2 separate regions of the Homo sapiens genome follow, and region 2 is linked to region 1. A link is a loop called in an ENCODE intact Hi-C map of the cell type or tissue named here. Cell type or tissue: dorsolateral prefrontal cortex. All regions are shown on one strand. Links, peaks and the distances in the headings refer to the core of each region. The heading gives the core; the rest is flanking DNA. Region 1 holds the start of LOC107986823 (a long non-coding RNA gene). Region 2 overlaps LOC105375409 (a long non-coding RNA gene).

Region 1 (12,146 bases), core at 4,470-9,469:
TCAAGGCACTGTCCCATCCATTAACTCATTTGAAATGAAAGGTAGGGTTTTCTTTTTTCCCCCCATTAGGAAAGATACTTACATGTTTTATTCAAAATTCTTTTAAGCCACCACCAAAGAAGAGAAAGAAATTAACATAATAACTCTCCGGGTGGTTCCCTGTTTACAAAGTAAGTTTAACTTTTACTTTGTTTTCCTTCAGAGCCCTAAATTCAACTCCTACTTTATTCCATATTTCCATTTTCAGTCATCCTTGATGCCTGAAATGATTTAGTTGATGCCATATTGATTTCGTTCTTGTTTGCTTCCTCAAAATGTTTCTCATTTTTCTGTCCCCTTGGCTCATTTCTAAGTGTGTTTTCTAATGTCCATATCCTGCACAATTGCCAGCAGCACCATGACCTAGGGAGGACCCTCATTATGAACTGCATTCTACAGGAAAAAAGACGCACGTCCCCTTCAAATGATGTGGCTTGCCCCATGGAAAACAGAGTTGGTGTCTGAGTCAGGTTTGCTTCCCCAGAGCTCCAGGGCCATTGCTATTGTCCTCTTTCCTGCACGCTTCCTCATTTGCAAAACAATGTGAATTCTGTTCTTGCCCTTATAATTAAAGGAAAAATGAGGATGATCAAGAGTGGTTGCTTCAGGGACCTTCCACACTGCTAAGGCCACCTCTATTTTTCCAGACTCCAGGTATATTTTAAAATGAAGACATGTCAAAATAGGTTTCTGTTGTAGTTAAAATGTTTACACCTATTAGCAATTATATTTGTATGAGAGTTGAAGGCTCTTCCAACACTGTCAGTGTACTTCTGTGACAGTATGTATCTAAACTCATTTGGAAATAAACAATAATTGTCTAATTTTGGCCCTTAATTGAGGTCCTAGCTTAATGCCCTCTTTTCTCATAAAGGAATGCCCTTACATGAACATTAGGACTTTAGAGGACAGCAGTGGTGGCAACAGTGGAGTTGACTGCAGCTGGGGCAAAGGTAGCAGGTTAATACCAGCTAACACCTCCAGAGCATTTGCCATGTGCCAGGGACAATGCTAAGTATTTTATGTGTGCTAACACTATGCTTTCTTAGGCAGGTACTATTATTATCTGCTTTTTTTAACAGATGAAGAAACCGAGCCACACAGAGGTTAAATAACTTGCCCAAGGGTGCACAACTACTAGTAGTATTGAGTCTATACGCTTAAGTATTGTGCTATTCCATTTCTTACTGAATACAAAGCAAAAAAACATAAGGATCAGAGGAGGAGTGTGAGTGTCCTCATACTCACAGCAAAAGGAGGTCAGTGGGTGTGTGTGGTGGTGGGAGGGGACTTACAATATCAATAATGACACTAGGTGGGGGCTCAGTAGCTCATGCCATTTTGATTATCTACCAATGTGTGGGTGTCCCCAGGCTGAAGGAATTGGGTTAACAAGGTTTATATCTGCACTTACATTCTTTCCCCAAAAATGTGTCCAAAATTGAAAGTGCCATTTTTCAATGACACATAGAATCTGGGCAGTAGCACAGGACCCTGTGTTCAGAATGACCAGATGCTTAGACGAATGATCTGTTGCCGCCATCTTGAAAATCTCAATACTATTTGAACAAATCTCAATAATATTTGAACATTTTGCACTGGGCCCTGCAAATTATGTACCTGGTCCTGTGTGGAATTCTGGGCAATTTGTACACACTAGTAACTCCAATCTGCCGGGGGAAACAAGGTTCTATCTCCCTGTGATTCCTGTGGAACTGCAGTGCTATAAATCTGCAGTTGCCTGTTAGTGGATTTGCATTTTACTGCAATGTAATACTTTTCCTCACAGGGAAAAGCAGTCTACTCTCACTAATAGGGGTTTTAATGATGCTCTGCCAAGGTCCACGTGCATAGCCTCAAGCAAAAAGGCTCAGGACAGGCTCTGAATTCCACAGCAGGGTTAACTACAAGGGAGCTTCTTTGCAGTATGATAAAACGCGGTTAACCTCAGCTGGATTTGCAGCTAGCCCCAAGGAGCACTCCTCAGGAGCAACACAGGTCTATGTATAACATTTCAGCTCTGGTCCACCCAGAAACGTGCACTTCCCATCCCACGGTGTTTGCATAATTTAGGCATGCTATAGTTAAGATTTGCCAAAACTTGTAGAGAAAAATCAAACTGTCTCAGTACAAGGAAACCAAACTGCTAAATCCTCTATTTCCTCTCTCCACGCTCCAGCAGTTTGGCAGTAGAATAAATGATTGCTCACCAGTGGCAAGTTTCCATGGAGTCGGTAGCTCCTAATATCTTTTCTGAAGGGACGGGCAGTGAGCTGATTTTCTCCACCAGGGAAGTAATGATCCTAATGAGCAGAAACTAGGAGAGAAAAAAAGTCAAATTCTCAAAGAAGACAAAAAGGGAATTTCTCACCTCTATCCGTCAGAGGAGTCAGAGCTTTCCCATTCAAGGAGACCTGTCGGATTGCACTGAATTAATCATGATAGCTAACATCTTCTAGCATTTACTATGCCCTAGATACCCTTGTAAGGGCTTTACACATGTCAACTTAGTTAATCCTCACAAGAACCCAATGAGGTATTATTATTATCTCCATTTTAGACGTGAAGGACCCAAGGCACAGAGAGGGTAAGCAGTTAAGTCAGGAGAGCAGCTGCCTGGCTGTGAGAGCCACAGGTTTATCCAGGACAATAACAAGCAGTGATGAGTTCCCAGCGGAGCCTGGCTGGGTGTGCAGCTGCTAGACCTCGTACTGTTTGTCCTTACAATAAATCCCCATTAATGAGGGAAGCACGATTGGTCTCCCTTGCTCTTGCAACCTGAAAGAGCCTATAGAATACAGATGCCATTGTGAATGCTTTTGTAATTTGGAGATTCCTTTTTTTTTTTTTTTAATCAACGGAATAATCAGCCTCTTCATGTATCCATAGGGAATTCAGGAGAGGATTGAAGAAGCGGTTCCTGTTTTTGAGGCATTTGCAATCATTGCTGGAGAGACAGAACCAACAGATGGGGAACAATGGTCAGGGACTCCAGGCCTGATTTAAGCCAATGCCGCCCTGTGGTCTTTACCCACGAATGGTGTGGAAAATGAGAGCAGGGAAGAGGATTTACTCACTGGCTGTGGAGTTAGGTCAGAAGGGGGATGGAAAGAAGGAACCGGATGGCTTTGGGGACATTTCTTAATCTTTAGGCTTCACCTTCCTTAACTGAAAATAAAGCCATAAGTTACCTCCAGAACTCTTTCAGCCTTAACATTCAATGAATCTCGATCTTTTCTGTAAAGCTAGATTTTTATGTGTGGTATTTGCTAAAAGTTGGGGCGCACCCTTACTTGATCTGGCCCAGACTATAGATCACATGAAGATCACATTAAATCAGGTCGAAAGACTTTTCTGACTTCAAATTAGCGAATATGCATATGTGCTGAACTTTAGTCTTTTCCTTTTCTTGAACATTCAGTTTAATAATTGTCTCTGCCATTTTACACATTTATTTTTCTTGGCTATTTATATTTTCCTTTTGGGGAGGTCAAATATAAAAATAGGATATACATGGACTGTAGCAGTTGATAATAACTTGTGTGCTTTGATTTTTTAAAGAACCAAAATTTACCAAAAGGGATCTTGCTCACTTATCAATTTGTTTTTTTTATATCTCTGTTTTTGTACATATCTTTTAAGTTATTCCAGACCCTGACAACTGGACACCTGGTTATGATTGCAGAATGTGCAGTTTAAAATCCTATTTTAAAACTTAGTTTTTGTTTTTCTTTTTGAGACAGGGTCTCATTCTGTCATCCAGGCTGGAGTGCAGTGGTGCAATCACGGCTCACTGCAGCCTTAACCTCCTGGGCTCAAGCAATCCTTCTACCTCAGCCTCGTGAGTAGCTGAAACTACGGGCACATGCCACCATGCCAGGCTAATTTAAAAAAAAATTTTTTTTAGAGATGGGTGTCACCATGTTGTCTAGGCTGGTCATGAACTCTTGGGGCTCAAGCAGTCCTGCCTCAGCTTTCCAAAGTGCTGGAATTATGGCATGAGCCACCATGCCTCATCTAAAAATTAGTTTTTATATCATTATGCATACCATGTTTTCAACAGTAAAATGGTTTTACCCCAAATAGGCATGTAGTTAAGGTAAAAATTATCTGATGTTACTGATCATTGAGATTTAGAAACAGTAATTAAGGAGGAGGGATTCAGGAGATACTTTTGCAATATGATCCTTAGGATGAGGTGGCTTTCTATACCCTGGCAAATGTTCTGTAGAGCCTATAGACAAGCTGTTTTTTATGTATAGTGCCTAGACCAGCAACACTGGCATTTAACAAGAACTCAGATCTCACTCATACTCTGTCAGGTGTGACCCAGCAGTCTGTGTTGTAACAAGCCCACCAGAGGACTCTGAAGTACCGAAAAATTTGAGAAGTGCTGTCATAATCCAGGCTGTCAATAGAATAGGTAGGGTCATATACTATACACTCACTACACTATAGCCAATGACCATCTTTCCTTACATAGTCCCTCCCCACGCCCACCTGGATGTAGAATTTAGAAGTAAAATCACAACCTAGAATATTGGCAGTGGTCAGTGACTCCCCATTGCAGGTTGAATTTAATTAATTAATTATTTTTTGAGATGGAGACTGGCTTTGTCACCCAGGCTGGAGTGCAGTGGCTCAATCTTGGCTCACTGCAACCTCCACTTCCCAGGTTCAAGCAATTCTCCTGCCTCAGCCTCCCGAGTAGCTGGGACTACAGGTGCGTGCCACCACACCTGGCTAAGTTTTGTATTTTTAGTAGAGATGGGGTTTCACCATGTTGGCCAGGCTGGTCTCAAACTCCTGACCTCAGGTGATCCACCCACCTCAGCTTCCCAAAGTGCTGAGATTACAGGCATGAGCCACCGTGCCCGGCCTTGAATTTATTTAATAGCTAAATTGCTCTACTTGCATTCAAGGTCTTCTGTCTTTATAAAACCAAATCATGTATTCCAGTGTCATCTTCTATTTTTCCTGCTCATATTCTTTATCTTTTAGTAAAATTAGATGGCCATTCTCTCCCCCATCTCTAATCCTTGCCATGAGCTGGCAAGGTTGTGAAGAATCTTTACTTAGTTAAGATTTATGGGGTGCCTTCCTAAATGGCATCACAGTGTAAACAAAGAAATCAAATCACCTGAACTTTTCGGTCTCTATATATCAAGATCCCAAGATCCTATTTCAAATACCATTTCCTCTGTGAAATCTTTCTTGATTCCTCAAACCGAATGGTGTGATCTTTCCTTTTTATAATGCCAGCTCCCTGTGTTTCGTATTTCTGGCACAGTAGATTCTGGTCTGCCTTATTGTATAACCAGTATGGTCTAATTTCATTCGTCTATAAGTTCTTGAGATTGGGGCTGAATCCTACACATCTGTCGGTCCCTACTACACCTATCACAGTGTCAGACACCTAATAATAACTCAGTCAATAGTGTTCAAATTGTGGTATGCAGCGGCAAGGCTTCCAGCCCAGCCCAGAGTCATCGGATAGCTTTCAGCCAAGGCTGTTAGCTGTGTGAGGTAGGTGCGTATTGCATGCTTGTCCCAAAATATTCTCTTGCAGGTGACTGACATTCTTTTTTATATTTAAAAAAAAATTTATAGAAAGCTCACAGCCCATGTTTAAAATACAAAATTCACCTATGAGAAATCAAGAAATGGAAGGAAGATCTAGAGGACAAGCCTAGCTCTTTTACCCCCTGGAGCAATCAAGGGGCAGCTACAGACACTAGAAAAGACCAGGGCTGGGAAACGGGAACAATATCTTTGATTTCACAGTCTTGCCTGGGGCCTTGACTGACAGTAGCTGCTGCTTTAACCTCCATCTGTGGCTTCACGCCTTTTTAGAAAGGACTCAGGAAATCACACTCTGGTCTTATAGGGAATATTTTCAGCCTAGGAGAAAAATTGTGAGCATGAGAAGCAAGCTTGTCTTGCTTTCCCACACCCAAAGACAGAGACTCATAAGACAACGGTCTGTAAAGAATCTGGAGACACATGGTATGAAACATTTTTAGCTTATTATTTTGAATGTTCTTCTTAATACCATTGTAGCAAAAACAAACAATAAAGGGACAACCCACTCCTCCTCCAAACAATGTTTAATTTATGTATTTGTTAGATACATATTGAAATTTATTTTATGAAATCATAAACCAATAGCAAATTCTCAGTAGAGAAATTCATTGTAGGAAAATATGATCAGGAAAGATATGGTTTACGTGGATTAAAACAAAATTTTTAAAATCCATATTTGTGGTTTAACCTGGATCACGTTTTATCCGCATTGGCTTGGATTTTTTTTTTTTCCCCAGGATACTGCAGCTGTTCTTCCGGGTTCATTTATCGAGGAACACTGCCATCATGTGGCCTGACGTGTTAACACAGTCCCTAAAAGACAACTAGCAGCACGGTTTTAATTTTGATTCTCTCTCTAGAAAAACGTTTGTGGCTTTAAAATGTGCTTCGTTATTTGAAGCTGTGTTTGTTAATACCTTTCTGAAATGGCATCCTTAAAATATTTGCCAAAGGGTCAACTCTACGTCACCTTTTGAATTTCTCAAGTATATAGTTATCACATCAAAAAATATATAAAATAATAATTGAACATTGCTCATTTTATAAATTTGTCAAGTTTTCACAAATTTATCTACTGTAAAAAGAGTGGAATGCTTTGCTTATATACACTAGTGTGGCTGCTTATTTTTTCTTTACACTATCAGTTTAGGGAGAGGAGATGCAAAACTATAGAAAACTACAGAAAGGCAGCGTTGTGTAGTTCAAAAACTAAAGTATGAAGCTTGACATTAGGTTGGAGACTTCGCTTTGCGACTAATTAATTATGCAATTTTGTGCAAACATGTAAGTGAGATGGCCTCAGTACTTTTTTTCTTAAATGAGAAGATTTGATACCCTTAACAAGAACCTTTTTTTTTTTTTTTGCTATAATTCTGTGATTCTACAAGCAAAATTAAGTTCTTTTAAAAAGCAAGAGTGTTGTTTCTCTTTAGGTATACTATTTTTCTATGGTTTTCTGAAAATATGTGCCCCCTTTCTCTCCACTCCTCTTTCCCATTCCTAACTGCAGCTTTGTCTGCAAATTTGTTGTGCAATTTTTTTTTTCCTGCAATATCCCATAGTTTTGGTGTTGTGTTGAGGATTGCTCCTTCATGAATTAGATACTTCCATAGTATAAAATAAAACTGATGAATCTTTGCAATTGGTAAACAACTTATTGGCTTCTGACAACTGTGGGTGTAAAAAGAACGTTACAGAGGACAGTCCAATTTCTTTACCCCTTAAAAGGGAAGGATAATTTTTTTTTCTTACTGCACCTCTGCATCATAAATTTGTCAAAAGTAAAAAGAGGATGCAAATGCTGCCTGGAGTACAATTGTGAGGTAAATGTTCTGAAGAGACAAAATTATGGTAAATTATTCCCTCGAGTTGATGTTGTGAAGTGTGTAACTGGGTGAGGGATGGAAATACAAGCTGGTGTTGATGTTTAAACTGTGCTGGACGGCGTGTAAATGCAGGTCAGTTGCTAGGAGACCTGGAACACAGAGCTAATGCCCCCTCTGTGGGGCAGGGATGTTTGATCTGAAAAAACCTTGTCTTTCACAGTCAAAGATGACGTGAAATGAATAGTCTGTCAAAATTCAGGTGGGCCAGTGCTTGGTTACTGCTTATGTCAATCCAGCCATTCTGACATCCACCACCTGTAAAGAGAGTCGCTGAAACGGAACAATCTAGCATCGTGCCAGCGACCAAGATTCTCCGGAAACACTCAGGGTAATTAGCTACGAATTCTTTAAATACTCTTACATGAAAGGCAGCTGGTTTGTTCGCTGATATGGGATCCAAGAAGTGGGCAGTAGCGGCTAAATAATTACTTCAGCATTCCAAAGAGAGGGATGCCAGGCCACAAATAGAGTTCCAAGCGAAGATGTGCTTGCGTAGGACTTTGGACCCTCCCGTTTACAAAGCAATCATTTCTGCCATTTGTGAGGATTGTTGAACAGATTTTATGTTAAACACACATGCTCCCAGTATGTAATTACAATTGAGAATGAATACGCCGAACTTTAGCGCTGAAGCATCTTAGCAGTTCTTCCAGCGCCCCCAACTGCTTGAAGACAGAACCTGAATCAGTCTGTGGACAAGGGCAGCCCATAACATGGCTGCCACAGGGAAGACTTTCAAAAAATCTCAGCAAGGTCTTCTGCCCTTGCAAAATGGTATTAATCTTTGCCAATGTCCAGGACACTGTGTTCCATAAGGGAGAAAAAAGCCCTAAAGGCTGAGGAGTGTGTCTAGTAGGTCTCATTTTACTTACAGGAAAAGAAGTCACTGAGAGGTATTTTGAATTATTTGAAACACACAGCTTATGACCACCAGAGCTGGGAATACGATCCAGGTGTCTCAGTCTGACGGTCTTTCACCATAACACCACTTAGTATTTCTCAGGAAAAATTGTGATGTTCTATTAGTCCACTGATATGAACAACAGTAATAATATGTAACTCTCCTATAATGCTTCACAATATGCAAAGTACGTTTATATACGTTGTTTCATGTGATTTTTACAACCCTGGTAATTATTCTTATGAAATAGTATGCTTAGTCCACAGAATTGATCTGTATTGTTATAAAAGTATAGTTTTAATTGTACTAGCTTGCTGGCTCTTTATTATAATATTGTGGCCATGCCCCCAAATCAAGATGGCCTCTGGGAATAGATCATTGAAATCCTAATGTGGTTTGAAAATTTTTTGTGTGTTTGCCCCACTTTTTTGTGTTAAATATTGAATATCCACTGATAAAATATGCACTTTATTGCTTGTCTACAGAAGAAACAAAACTATCATCAATTATAAGCCATTTTGGAGAACCTACTATGTATCAGGCCTAGAACACAGCAGATATGAGGATGCTGTTGTGGGTTTAGCTTTGAGAGAATTGGACTTGGGTTCAAGAAGTAGAAGAAAGGAAATAAATGCATATTCATCAGTTATACTCCTAAGCTTCATTGAGCTTCAAAAATATCTGAAAAGAGGTGCAGGCATCTGAATAGGATGGCTTCCTGGTGTCCCTTCCTGTTTCTTGTCTCAGGGTCTTAGAATCTGCTGCTCCCATGGCCTAGAAATCTCTTTCCCTAAATATCAGCATAGCTTATTCCCGCAATTCAAGTTTTTGTTCAAGGCAAGTGAATACTTCTCTGACCATTTATTTGAATTTGCAGTGCTTTCCAGGGCCATAACACCTTCCCAGGACCAACCTGGAAGTGGAGGAGACTTTTCTTACTTGTTGGTCCACAGGAGCACACCTTGTTCTGATCTATACAAGGGTGGCTTATGGTGTGGCTGCAATCCTAGACCTTACCCAGTTTACTTTTCTTGGTAGCACATATTACCATGTGACAAACTATATATCTTACTGTCTGTTTTTTTGTCTGTTCCCTTGTAGCCCCTCCACTGGTATAAAAGCTCCATAAAGGTAAAGATTTTAACATGCTTTCTTTGTGTATCTGCAGTACTTATAAAAAGTACAGGTGGTAGCTAAGATGGACCCCATTGATTCTCACTTCCTGGTTTTCACACCTTTAACAAAATCCTCTCTCACTCTGAATCAGTGCTAGTCAGTGTGACCATAGGATATGATAGAAACAGTGGTATATGACTTCCTAGGTTAGGTCACAAAAGATGTTGCAGCTTCCAACTGGCTCTCTTGGATCTTTCATTCTGGGAGAAATCAGTTACCATGTTGTGAGGATACTCAAGCAGCCAATGGAGAGAACTACATGGACACAAACCACATAACCAGCATCAACTTGTTAGCTAAGTGACTGAGCCACTTTTAAAGGGGATTGTCTAACCCCCGACCTTTGTGTCTTTAGTTTGAGGCCACAGACATCATAGAGCAGAGACAAGCCTTTCCCACTGTGTCCTGATCCACAGAAACCATGAGAGATAATAAATGATGACTGTTGCTTTAAGCCAATACATTTTGAGGTTATTTGCTATGCAGCAAAAGATAACTAATACAGTGTCTGGCTCATAGTAAGTTCCCAAAAAATATTTATTGAATGAAGGGCTAAATGTGAGCTGATTTCTTACTAGATTACTCAGTGATCAAATAGAATATCTAATTAACCTGAAAAAAACCATATAAAAATCCATTTGAGCAATAGGAACATTGGTTGGGAGTGTCAAGATCTAGGCTTGAGTGTTATATCTGCTGCTTATTTGCTATCTGACCTTGTATAATTCATTTATAGTCTTTGATTCTTAGTTTACCTGATCTGTAAACTAGAAATAATGATAACAATTAAAATTTTACCACAAATAATACCTCCTGCCTGGAAGAGCCTTGTTGACATTGAGAACTTCTGGATCAGACCTCTGCTGAAACCCAAACACTACAACTGGAATTTTCCATTATAGGAACCAATAAATCTTTACTGGTTCAGTTCCAGTTGCTGGTGTTACTTACAAACAAAGGCATCTTTATGCTAAGCATTAACACTAACCTATAAAAGAATAGCAAAAAAAGGAAAAAAAAACAACAAGATGACGTGTAATAAGTAAGATGCTACATATTACAGAAGTATAACAGATGAGAAGAAAGGGATGTCAGACCACTTAATCATCCATTTCTGTAATAGCAAGGACATCTAATTCAGCTGCTGAGAAAGTCAGGAGGCCCAAGGGGTTCTGTTGCCACAGAAATTCTAGTTTCCAATTCTAGCTGGCTTCAAATTTCTTCCCTATGGTTGCATTTGATAAGTGATTGTGGCTTAGTAGCATCAAATTCATGTTTAAATGCCATGATAAACCAAGGAGCCATTTGTGTTCCAGAGAAGATATTCCAAGTAGACAGATTATGTTGTACACAGACAAGCATCTGGGACTTTGTGCCTGCTGTCTCAGCCATGGGTCCCCAGAGAGTACACCAGGGTCTTACGGGCCACTTGCCACATCATTGCCTTGTCAGAAAGGTCTTCATACTATTTCAAGAGCAAAGGACACTGTTCTGGACATGTAATGAAACAGTAATAAAAAGCTCATCTTATAGAATGGAGAGTTTTCATTTTTAAGAGCTGAGGAGACAGGAATTTCTGACAGGCCTGACTAGACAGTGTGAAACATGACCACTGTGTAATTTGACCTCCTGAGGTGAGTTGAAGCGGTGGCTTGGATAGTGGAGGCAGGTCTCACACCTGCTATTAGCATTGGTGGCATTGCTTCCTATGTTAGAAGGACTTTGATGGGCAATTTAATTAAGCTGCTATTTGCTTTGTAGGTGCAAATAATCTGTAAGTTTTATCCTTTGCTGCTCAGGTAAAATAATCAATTGATTTTTAGCAGAATTATATAGATAACATTTTCAACTTGATACATTTTTTAAATGAAAATTTGCTTTGTTTGTTTTCTTGGATTATTCCACGAAGTTTAGATACAGTATTTATTTATATAGCTATGGGACAAGACTGAAATAGCTTCTGTGGGAAAAATTATAGCCATCTCTTTAGGCTAAAATTTTAAATTTGCATCCAGATATTAAAGCAATGCTTTAAAATTTCATTCTGAAGTCATGTTCCCTGTGGCCTTTGACCTTGAGGGCCAAGTTTTGAAGTTTGCCAACCTGAGGAAAGGACTGAAGGACAATCTGTCCATTGATCAGCTTTAAGTCTCAATGCAGACACTTACAAAGACAGCCGTTGTGAGACTCAAGGATTAGGAAATGAGGATATTTCTAAATCACCTTATCTCCTTATTTAGCATTTCAAGGACCACGCCTGAAGGACTCACGTCATAGGGTTTCTTTCACAAGGCAAAGATGATAACCATTCCACCTCTGGAGGGAGATCAATAGGCTTGCTGACGTAGGGAGAAAAAGAAAAGCTAGAGAGGCAGTAAATTGTCCAACTGGACCCTTGTAGCTAGGAAGGCTAGAAGTCTTGATGGATTATGAGAGGATATATAGCCTGATCCAGGGGTCAGATGGCATGTACTCAGCCCTCCTCACACACTTCTTCCGGGGTTGAACTTTGATGGGATGGGGGGTGGTTTAGAAACAACCAGATATGCCTGAGGAAGTTC
Region 2 (12,146 bases), core at 3,807-8,806, 210 kb after region 1:
TGTGATTACAGGCGTGAGCCATTGTACCCAGCCATTACCTGGATTTTTATCCAAACTCTCTTTTGTCTTTACTCCTTAAGTCAGAGCTTAACCATGATCACCTGGGAGCTTTGGAAAAAATACTGATGCCTGGGTCTCAATCCCAGAGTTCTGATGTCATTAGTTTGTGATGGGGTCCTGGCATGACTATTCTTGAAAAGCTCCCCGTGATTCTAGCATCCAACCAGGGTTCACAATAATAGCCTTAAGGATTGCTTGGTGGAAGACCATTGCAGAGTCTAGACTCTTATTTCCTGCTCTGCACATTCACCTTGACCAATCTCATCTACTTCTGGTTTCAGTTAGCATTTACATGCCGATGATTTTCAAACTAATATCTCTCAGCTCTCTCTGTTAAGTATGACCCATATACGTAACAACCAATTGGACAACTCCAATAGATATGTCATTAATATCTCATGATGATCATATGTACTATATTTTTCATTATTTCTTCCCACTCATCTAAAAAATTCTTGTTCATCTTCTGTGTTTATTAGAATAGTACTACTATCCACATAGTTGTAAGAGCTAGAAATTTCAGATTCCTCTCCAATTCCTTTAAGTCTCCCTGTCTAATCAATCATTACACTCAGTTTCAACATTTTAATATCTCTCACATTTATTCACTTCTTTTCATCTCCATTGCCATTTCCTGGTTGAGACTACCATTATTTCTTGCCTGTACAAGTTTCTCCAGAGTCCTGCTTCCTCCCTATTCTTCCTCCACACTGCAGCTGGACTGAACATTTAAGAACATGCATCCAGTTATGTCACTTCTTTGTCTCAGATCCTTCAGGGGTTCCCCCTTTGCTTTGGGATAGAAGCCAAAGGCCTTTGCCTGACCACCAGATGCTGCCTGACATTTCCCTGTCTTATCTCCTCAAACTCATGGCTCACCATTCCTCTCCACACCATGCTACTGTATAGGTATAGGGAACTGTGTGTAGTTTCCCAAATTCATGTGTTCCTCCATGTACCCACCCATAACTACACTGAAATGTCCTGCCTTTTCGTCCAGTTCACCAAATAGTTTTAAACCTTCCCTGTGTGTAGGGAACTCTGTCTTGATCACCACTTGTATACATAGGCATTTACACAATGTCTGGGGGTATAGTTGGCACTACAACACATATTACTGGCTACCTACTATGTTTCAAATATCATGGGGCTTACATCATGGTAGATTAAATGTTTGGTGATTGGGAAATAGATCCTTAATTATTTTATTGTATATCGATAAGCTCAGAGAGGTTTAATAATTTTCTAAGCATCAAAGCAAAAAGATGAGACTGAGGCTAAGTTTGATGTAGGTTGGCTGGCTCCAAAGCTCTTGTTCTTTCCACATTAATATGTTATACACACAGATGCTTTGTGAAGAGGCTATAATAAAGACGACATTTACAGTAGATGCCTCTGATACTTTGAAATGTTTCCTAGGTTATCATTGGGATTTCCTGGCTTTTCCAATCAACCTATGGCCTCTAACAAGCTCACAAAACAGCAGGCTGAAGCTATGTTCATCTAAAAGCAAAACATTTGGTCAATTAAACCAATTTAATAAAAAAACTGAATTTATTGGAAGGACAGCAATTTTCTTCTTGAATAGTTAGTTTGGCATCATGTGGGCAAAGCATTAAACTCTGGAACGTTTTTTCTTCTCCCGATTTAAATTTGGAATTTGAAAGTATGGCTTTCCTTGTGCTTCCTTTCTTCAAATTATGCAGGAGAGTAACTGTAGGTCTCAGAGACAGGTGCCTATAAAAGCTAGGTCAGTAAAGCAAATGAATGGACAAGGTTGTGTCCGTTCAATAACAGGTGCATGAAGACAAATGTATGTTGTGGTAATGTTAAAAAGGAATACAAGACTATGAAGGGTGGAAGAGGGAGAGATGAGTGTTGCAGAAATGTTGACTGAAAAGGAAAAAATAAAGACCAGATTTTAGGGAATAGAGCAGAGAGGGCAAAGAAATTTCAGTGAAGACCCTGCTTCCACTGGGTTCACGTAGAAGGAGAAAAACACTCCCTCTTGAGGGTGACAAGGTGACTATGGCAACCATCTTGAACCGGAACCAGGCCTGAATTTATTAACTCTGTGAGGAGTTTGCACTATAGGTTGAGGAACGACAACCAAATGGATAGAAAAATCTATCCTAACGCAGGAATAGAAAAGCAAATACTGCATGTTCTCACTTATAAGTGGGAGCTACATGATGAGAACACATGGACACACAGAAGGAAGCAACACACCCTGGGGCCTGTTGGGAGGTGGAGTGTGGGAGTAGGGAGAGGATCAGCAAAGATAGCTACTGGGTATTGGGCTTGACACCTGGGTGACAAAGTGGTCTGTGCAGCGGACCCCCATGGCACAAGTCTGCCTGTATGGCAGACCTGCATATGTACTCCTGAACTTAAAATAAAAGTTAAATTAAAAAAAGTCTATTCTAAGAGGAATTAGTCTTGTAAGTAGATCATCCCCACACCTCCATATGAGCTGCTTGCCCCAGAATCACACATGGTCATGAGTCAGCATCTGGGAGGGAAAACAACAGCCCCCGGACCAAGAAGGTATCACTGTCCCTTAGCACAGGGGCAGAGGGAGAGACTGACCATAGTTGCTTTCTGGAGATTTTCATGACCTAGAGGCAAGGCCCCAGAAATCTGGAAGCTAAGTGTTCTTAAAATATCTACATAAACTTATTAAAAAATCACCAGTTTTTCTTTAAGCCCGATAGTGTTTGGTTTTCAGACACTTGCAATTGTAAAAGTCCTCTGACTTTTTCAATTGTCTCTTATCAACTTATGAAAAGTTGCTCGAGCTTGCTCAAAACAAGAGAAACAAATTAAAATGAAAAGAGATGCCATTTTCACCTATCTGATTTGAAAAGATCTAAATGTTCAATAACAGGCTATGTTGGCCAAGCTGTGAGAAAGTGGGTACGCTCATACACTGTCGATGAAATATAAGCTGTTTGCAATGTTTATGAAGGGCAATGTGGGAATATTTATTAAAATAAAAAATTCATGGACTAAACCCAGGAATTCTACTTCTAGAAATTTATTCCACAAATATACTTATACATGTGAAAAATGCTAAATATATGAGGCTATTCATTATAGTATTGTTTATAACAATAAAAGATATAAATGAGCCTAAATGTCCATCAAGAGAGACTGGTTAAATGAAGTATGGTACAACCACATGGTGGAATACTCTGATATATGTTGTTTGGTGAATCAATTAATTTTGTGCTACCACTTGTATAAAAGGAAGGGGACAGAAAATGTTTATTCAAATATATGTCAATCTCTGGAAGGACATGGAAGAAAATAATGAGTGGTTACATATTTGGGAAGCAGGCATGAGGACTTACCAGATGAGACAAAGTTGAAAAGGAGCTTTTTGTTTTTGTTTTCACTGAATATTCCCTTATTCTTTTCATATAAATTTATTCCTTATTTTTACAAATCCAATAAATTTATTTTAAAGTAAGTAACAGAGTCCTAACTGATTTATTATAATGATAAATCACTAAACACATGTGTAGAGATCCTGGCACTGACCTGTTGGCTGCGTACATTGACACATCAAACTTCTTTGCCTTCCAGAATTTCTGATCTATTGCAGCTTTGAAAGATCAGGGCTGTAGTGCTCAAAAGAGATATTCCATGATTAAAATGGCCCCTACAGGACAAATTGAGAAGTTTCATTATTTTGGTCCCCCTTTAAAGACAAGAGTTTAGAAAACGTGGTTGGGAGTTGTGACCATGGATTTCTGCTTCCTGTTGCTAGAAATAAAAGTTTTGATAATTACCAATATAAGCACTACCAACAAAGCCAATTTGTAGAGAGCACATTGGGATGACAGTATGCTGAAAGAAGGAAATATACCTGGATTCTGACACTGCTCTTGTCACTCATATCTTTATGACTATGGGCTAAGATTCCTAATATTTCCAAGCCTTCATTTCCTCATTTGTAAAATGTAGACAATATTGCTTTCCTTTAAATGTCTAGCATGCTAAAGTTATCTCTTTATAACTCAGAACTTTGGTAAGTCAGGGATGTTCAAACCTTAGGCAATCCCAGGTCCTCCAAACTCACACGACAGGAAGTGGGCAGCTCAAAGTCACAGCCAAACACAGACCATTTCAAAGAAAAATTTTCCAGAGAACAAAACCAGAAGGGCCAGATTATATTGCTAAGGAACTCTAAGACATGACATGGACTGTGTTCTAGGCAGCACTGTTGTGTTTCCCATTTTCTGTGCTTACAATGGAGTCTTTACGGCACTTATATTATCCTTTATCAATTAATAGTTTGTATATTGATTGAGGATGATTAATGTTATGATGTATTATAAATTACTGGGCCATGAGAAACCAAGTCTAGATATAAGCAAGAATGCATATCACTTAGATATTACAGATTTGAAGTAATAAACACTAGGTTGCCTCCCTCTAGATAAGGAGTAAATGATTTTAAAATTTTTCTGTAGACATGAGCACTTTTTGAGATGTATGTATAGGGAGAGAGATACATGTAGATGCTGGGTACCCATCTTGGTACTCATTCATTTTCCTTTATGTTACACAACTCTAATTTTCCTTAGGAAAATTCTAATCCTACCTCTGATCCTTCACCTTGAAATCAAAGTACATGCATGTCCAGTTATGTGAAAAATGAATTTCCTCTCTTTGATTCAGTCACTATGAGTCTGGTATTCTAACCCTTGTGAGTGGAAAAATCTCGGCTAAATGCAATGGTTCTTTAATAAATGAAACAATGCATAACCTCATTTAGAATACAAGAAATAAGAATAAAATCACACAGACACTCCAGGTTTCCACAATCAGATTTGCAAATATCCAATATATTGATAACTCATTTTTTGTGTAACTTATGACAGAATAGGAATTATGATACTTTGCTGGTGGGAGTGTTAAAATGGTACAATACATATGATGAGTAATTTGGAAATGTTTGTCAAAATTCAAATGCATTTACCTTTTTGCTCAGCAATTTCATTTCTAGGATTTATTCTGCAAATAGACTCTTACATGTGAAATAAAGTAATATGTATTCCTTACATTATTATCTGTAACAGTAAAATATATCAGTCTAAAAGTCTATCAACAAGGGCCTGGATAAATGAAAAATTATCATACAGGGGAATACGTGGAGCTGTAAAAAAGAATGAGGAATTTCTTTTTGTCTAAATATGAACATACCTTCAAGATATGTTAGGAGAAATTTTTAAAAGTGAAGATGTTTGTGCAAAATATTTGTGTAAAAATAGAAAGAAGAAAGGAAATGTCTTTTCGTATTTGCTTGTATGTGTATGAATATCTCAGTAAAGATAGAAAATAAACTGAGAAGTATCGTTACCCACGGGGTGGAGGTGGAACATGGGTTTGGGGGATAAGATTGGAAGGGGGATTTTTTTCACTGTATACCTTGTATTTTCAAATCTTGGGAACCACATAAACTCTTCACAACAATTATACACACACACACACACACACACACATATTTAAATATATATATACACATATATATTTAAACAAAAAAATACAGTAACAGTAGAGTGAGGTTGTGGAGTTCTAAGCCATATATGGATTGCTGGTGCTGAAATGTCAGCTGCATAAATTGGATGAGCGGGCTTTCTTCCACCTTCTAGAATGTCAGCTCGGTGCTGCAGTGCTGAAAAGAGTTATCCCGTGGCAAGAGTGGCACCTACAGGGCACAGTAAGAATCTTATGTTTCTTTTTTTATTTTTATTTTTCAGAGAGGTGGAGGTGGCGTATGGATAGAGGTGTAATGATTGGTTTTCTATTGGAGTTGTTGGACAAGTGTTTTGACCATCATCATAGATTTACCATCAGATACAGCTGGATACAAATCCTGTTCCTATAATTTACTGTCTGGGTAGCTTTAGGCAAAGGCACTTATGTTTATTAAAAGCTATAGTTTCTACCCTTGTAAATTGTGGATGATAATATCTACCCTATCACAGTTTGGCTAATAAATTTTAAGTGAATTGTGTCACTTACGGAATACCAACCTTGCCGCCAAAATGTTCCTGTGATTGCTCAATGTCAGAGACAACCCCAAACCTGCATCAATAGGAAATGAGATGCTAAAGAAATACAGCCCAAGGAAGGAGCTATGAGGATGCAATCTAGAAGCTTCCCAGTCCAGCAAGTGAATGGAGAATGCCTGGGCAGAGGGAGCAGGAGAGAGAAAGAGTGAAGGGAGAGAGGAGAGAAAGGACGTGCACACTTCAATGGCATTCTTTGAATACTTTGATGGCATATTGGAAGCCCTGAATTTACCTCTGATTTTTCTGTTGTAAGGACAATAACTTTCTTTTTCTAAAGCTAGATTGAGGTGATTTACTTGTAATTGAAAAAAACTTCTAACAATATCTAATGGTGCATACTAAAAGCCGCTCATCCTCACTCATAATAAAAGTAGAAATTAAAAATGAGATGACATTTTCTACCTATTATATCGGCAAAAAGTTAAATTAAAATTGATAACACATTATATTGGCCAAGCTGTGGAGAAATAGGCCTTCTCATATTTTACTGATGAGCAGTTTAACAACTCCTGAAGCAGGCAAATTAAACATATTTGTTAAGATGCAAATATATGTATCTTTCGACCCAGCAATTATGCTTTTGTGTAATTTGTCCCACAGATATATACTCAATCCTGTGAAATGAGGCATGTACAAGGCTATTCAGCATTGTTCCAAAGAATAAACAATAAGCATCAAACGTTCATCACTGGAGAAGTGATTTCATTTACATGGTGGAAAACTCTGAATCCATTAAAAGGAATAAAAAAAATTTTAGAAACTGATAATGGAAAGTTCTCTATAATATATAGCTGTTTAGAAAAATACAGGGAAAGAATATGAAGAACTTGCTGTAATTTATGCTTAAAGGGGTGGGAGAAGGAATCTATGTTCATGTTTAGTTGCATGTGCACTAAAATCTCTGGAAGAATATACAAAAAGTGGAATAGCATGGCAAAGGCTACGTAGAGGAACTTGGTAGAAAAGGGACAGAGATAAAGGGATTCTTTTTCAATGAAGACGTTTTTGCACATTTTAATTTTTGAACCCTGTAACTGCACAACCGATTCAAAAATGAAATAAGATTCCAGGGGAAAAGATTTCACTTCTATGTTGGAGCTGTGGAACTCTAAACCCAGGGGTGGGATGTGAGGGGTCCTTAGTTTGAATTGTGTGTAGACTAGACTCCATCTTCTAGAATTTCTAATCCTTTCCAGCCTTGAGGGAACCAGTTGCAGAGCTGATCAAGAAATATCCCAGGGTTACAGTGGCACCTACAGGACAAACGGAAATGTTTCAGCTTGTTTCTTGGTGCTTTTTTTGTGGAGCAGGGGGAGTCAAAGTTTAGGAGGACAGAGATAAGGAGGTGACGTTACAGTTGCTAGTTACTGCAAACATAATTTTTATACCAGTATATTAGAAGCTTAGACCTTAGAGCTAAACACCCGTGATTACAAACATCGTGGCTTTGTCACCTGCTCTTTGTTATACCCCTGTTGTATGGCTTTAGGTAAAGGAACTTAACATTTCTGAGTTATAGTGTCTACTTGAAATATGTGAAATATGCTGTCTATATTACAGGTTAATGCCTCAGTGTTTTAAGAGACTTATTTTACCAGAGAAACTCCAAACCTGGCAAACAAAGGCCTGTGAGTACTCAACCCTTAAGACAATCCTAAATGCCCCAAACCTATCCCAGCAGGAAGTGAGCTGCTAAAGAGATGTAGTCCACAGAGGAGGCCTCCAAACCTGTGGGCTACATCACCCAGAGTTCGTCAGGGCCACGGAAGATAAGGGACAAGGAGATCCTTGTGGAGAACTCATCAGGGCAGCCAGATTGGCTAAGGAGCTCACATCACCTCCAGGTCAGGATACTTTGTGTTTCCAGTCCTACACATCATGGGAATTGCTACGCACCAGGAATTGCTACACTTTTTGCTGCTTCCCATTCTCTTCCTTATCAAATGGATGATTTTTTTGATAATTATCCTATTCTTTCTCTGTCCCTTCATGTATTGCATTTGTGGTTATATTGGAGCCATAGTTTGCTGAGCCAGAAGGAACCACCACACCAGGGCCTGACTAAGAAGAATCACCCAGAAATCCTGGACTTGGAGCTATAACTAGATAAGTCTTTGTGTGGTCTCCCTCTGAGAAGAGGAAAGTGCACTTTCCATGGTATCTAATTATGGCTTCATTAGGTAGGCACTGGCGTTTTTGAAGGGATATGTGAGAGTAGAAGGGACAGTGTGTTGTTGAAGGTGTGAATTACAGCTAAAACCTCTGTTGTTAGCCAAGCCAGCGCTTAGTTGTCTTTCTACATTTAATGTCACTTTGATCTTCTGTTGGACACCTGGAATCCATGCCTCTCACATCTCTCAATTCACCTAGTTTGAGTGATTTTGGCTCTATCCCCGGCTCCAGAAGTGGTTGTATGACTCAGGCCTGGCCAGTCAGAACACTGCATCCTGTTCAATTCAGGTCAGAGAGACTCAGGGCAAGCAAGATCTCTCTGCTGAGATTGGAGCTGCGAGAATGAAGGGGAAAGGAGCCTGTCTAAGGACAGGGCCAAGACAGAGGGAGCTGGAGTGAGAGTGAGAGTGAGAGTGAGATTGAGAGAATGAGAGCGAGAGTGCGAAAGAGAAATCACAGTCGGGGGTGACATTTAAGCCTTTGGAGTAAGGCCCATTGGACATTCTCCATCTAGGCTTTTCAGTGATGAGAAAATAAACATCTTGCTTGAGCCAGGTAGACTGCGGCTTTCTATTGCTTGCAATCAAAACAGTTCTAAATCAAATGGCTCTTAAACCAAAAGATGCTCAAACTCATAATAATAAGAAAATAATTGATACAACTTTTTTTTTTAACTCTCAGATTGATTGGCAAAAATTCAAAACATACTGTGTTGGCCAAGCTTTTGGGAAATAGACAATTTTTACATGGCTGCCAGGAGCACAAGCTGGTACAAGCCCTGTGAAGGGCAATTTGAAAATGCCCGTAAACATGACAAATACATGTATCCTCAGATGCACGACAAAGTGAGAATTTTTCTGTTTTTTCATTATTTTTTTCTGACTGGCAGAGAAATTCAGCAGGAATTCTCAGATATATTTAGGTATATTGACACACATGCAAAATGGACCCTATACAAAACTTCTCATTTCAGTATTATTTTAAATGGCAAAACAATCAACTTACATGTTCATCAATAGAGAACTGGGTAAATAAATTTTGGTGTATCCATAAACTGGGAATACTTCAAAGCTAGAGAGGTGGGGGCAAAGAGGAATTTTTATGTACTGATATACAGGATTTCCAAGATATAGTATTATATGGAATAATTAAGACACAGAAAAAAAGGTGTTATAGTACATTATCATGCAAAATAAAAAGTTGCTTTTAAAGTATTTGCTTGTATGTGCATAAAATGGTCTCTGGAAGTATAAAAGAAACTAATAACTTTGCTAACCTTTGATATGTAATAGGTAAAAGGGAAATTTTTTAGCATATTCTTTTTATCATTTTAATTTGTTTTTGAGCCATATGAAAACATTACTTATTCAAAAACTAAATGAATATAAATTTTTAAATTTTCTCATTAGGACCTACAAGCTAAAGAACAGTTAAAAAACAGGCAGTGAAAAGATTCCAGGGGAAACGATTTCACTTCTGTGTTGGAGCTATGGAACTCTAAACCCAGGGGCGGGGTGTGAGGGGTCCTTAGTTTGAATTGTGTGTAGACTAGACTCCATCTTCTAGAATTTCTAATCCTTTCCAGCCTTGAGAGAACCAGTTGCAGATCTGTAAAGAAATATCCCAGGGTTACAGTGGCACCTACAGGACAAACGGAAATGTTTCAGCTTGTTTCTTGGTGCTTTTTTTGTGGGGCGGAAGAGTCAGTGAAACAACAGGCAGTGAAAAAAAAAAAAATACACCAATCTTACTGATCCAGGCAGTGAAATGCATAAGTTGAATGAACCAGCTTCTTCCATTTTCTATGAATATCTGGTCTATTGCAGCCCTGAGAGATCTGTGCTATAAAGCTGGAAATAGATGTTCTGTGATGAGGGTGGCACCTGCAGGACAAAGTGAGAATTTTTCCTGTTTTTTTTTTTTTGTTGTTGTTGTTTTTTAATTGTTTTCTTACTAGCAGAGGAAATCAGCGGAGCATGGAGAGGGCAGGTATTGAGCATGAATTTTCCCCTTAGAGTTGCTAGATGTAAAAGTTTTACTAAAAATAATGGAGACATTGCAAACAAAACTATTTTTATATAAGGCACACACAGAGAATCAGTGTGGAATAGAGAGGTAAAAGTAGACTCTGGTAACATATATTGGCTTTGTCACTCCCCAGCTTTGTGGATTTAGGCAAAAACCACATAACATGACTGAGCTTAGAGGCTACACCTATAAAATGAGGGCAATAAAACTCACCTTAAAGGACTGTTGTCTCTTAACTTTTGAAGGGAGTTTCTTAGCCAGAGAAACCCTAACCTGACAAACAGTAGCCTTCAATTGCTCAATCCCTGAGGCAATTCCAGGCCCCTAAACCCACTCACTCAGGAAATGAGATGTTGAACAGATGCAGTCCATGGAAGGGGCATCCTTCTGAAAGTCCTCACTTTAAATGGGCCATGGAGGATAAAGGACAGGAGAGAAACTTCCAGGGTGGCTAAAGTCATATGACAAAATAGCTCACCTCAACTCTGGAAAGCCAAATGAAAGCCTTTACTTCAATTGTGATCATCTCTCCCTGTTAAGTGTGTAATGTGAATTACGGTTTTCATTTAATCATAGTTTGCTGGACTATGAGAAGCCACATTAGGACCAAGAAAAATATTCATCACCCAAAGATTCTGGACTTAGAGTGACAACAAGTTTACTTACGAGTTTGGAGTTGTTCACCTCACCTCCCTCTGAGATGTGGATGAGCACAGTTTTTACTGTGAGTAGCGTAGCTGCACTGTATTGACACGGGCACTTCTGAACATGTACGTACAGGTAGAAGGATGTGCTGTTCCTGTGACTCAGGCCTGGACAAACAGAGCTGTCCCTCCCCACTTTATAGTGATGGTTCAGGGATAGGTACATGAGAAAATTGAAGTCAGTTAGAGTCAGGCCTAGGACTTTCTGCCCAAGTTGAAGCTATGAGAATGAAAGCCTGGTACTGCCTGGAGGTGGGGAAGGTGGGGAGAAAGACAGAGAGAGAGAAACAGAGACAGAGATTGGAGCAGAGCCAGGTTTGATGAGATCTTTGGGTTCTTGGATTGAGGCATGTCTCCAAATGCACCTACTGACTTTATTTTATCTGAATATTTATTTCTATTCTTAAACCAATTGAGCTGCATTTTCTACCACTTGTAACTGGATTTATATGAAAGCTGTCATACCCCATCATAGAAAAAAGAAATGCAAGCTGAAACTACACAGATAACATTTTTCACTTCTCATATTGATAAAAGTCCAGAACATTTGGTAACACACGGTGGACAAGCTGTGGGGCAGAAGGCAGTCACACACAGGATTGGAGGAAGTATAACCTGCTATAATAGAACCCTTACGGGGGGAAGTTTGAAAATTCTATAAAAATTACAAATGCATCTACCCTTTCATCCAAAAAGTCCACTTCTATGAATTTATTGTGCATACATCCTTGCACAAGAGAAAGACCAGTAGGCCGGTTATTCTCCCTTGGCCTCCCTGCCTCATTTCCATTCTTTTCTGCCATGTGTTTGGTCTTTTTCTGCCATGCATTTGGTCCAGGAGGCTGACCTCTACTGAATGCAGCACACAGTATCCTCTAGTGTACTCTGTAGTATGCAGCAATATTATAATTACTCAGGTTATCATTGGTTTGGGATGCAGTAGAAGTGAATGGCAAGGCATGATCAAATGACTATAGCTCTTAATAGCTATGGCAACATGTGGTCATTGCAGTTTGTCATCTGGCTACTCCTAATGACCTTGGAGAGCTAGAGAAAGGAAATAAAAGCCTGAAGACTTGAACTTCCAATGTAGAGAACG

The links. Hi-C counts contacts between places; a loop is a spot of excess contacts. Peaks named below come from ENCODE experiments on the same cell type or tissue, not always from the same donor. Only the 100,000 strongest peaks of a DNase experiment are listed, where the experiment ranks them.
Region 2: it touches region 1 in a loop (10-fold over the local background); 3 of 110 quality-filtered maps call a loop at or near these places.

The regions. Positions count from the first base shown.
Region 1 is chr7:95,470,765-95,482,910 of GRCh38, forward strand. It overlaps LOC107986823 (a long non-coding RNA gene), which reads left to right and starts at 48. Exons shown (of 3, transcript XR_001745286.2): 1 at 48-170; 2 at 391-1,298; 3 at 2,929-3,238. It also overlaps a transcript of ASB4 not described here. RefSeq lists an enhancer at 1-885. In dorsolateral prefrontal cortex, for the core only: CTCF peaks have their summits at 6,407 (motif pointing left), 6,607 and 8,150 (motif pointing left); DNase peaks (open chromatin) are centred at 6,407 and 8,177; H3K4me3 peaks cover 1,136 bases.
Region 2 is chr7:95,680,541-95,692,686 of GRCh38, forward strand. The region is part of intron 2 of LOC105375409 (a long non-coding RNA gene); the gene reads left to right. Among named protein-coding and RNA genes, the nearest start is that of DYNC1I1, 86 kb to the right of the region's middle. In dorsolateral prefrontal cortex, for the core only: CTCF peaks have their summits at 5,774 and 7,395 (motif pointing left); DNase peaks (open chromatin) are centred at 5,741 and 7,382; H3K4me3 peaks cover 286 bases; H3K27ac peaks cover 3,614 bases.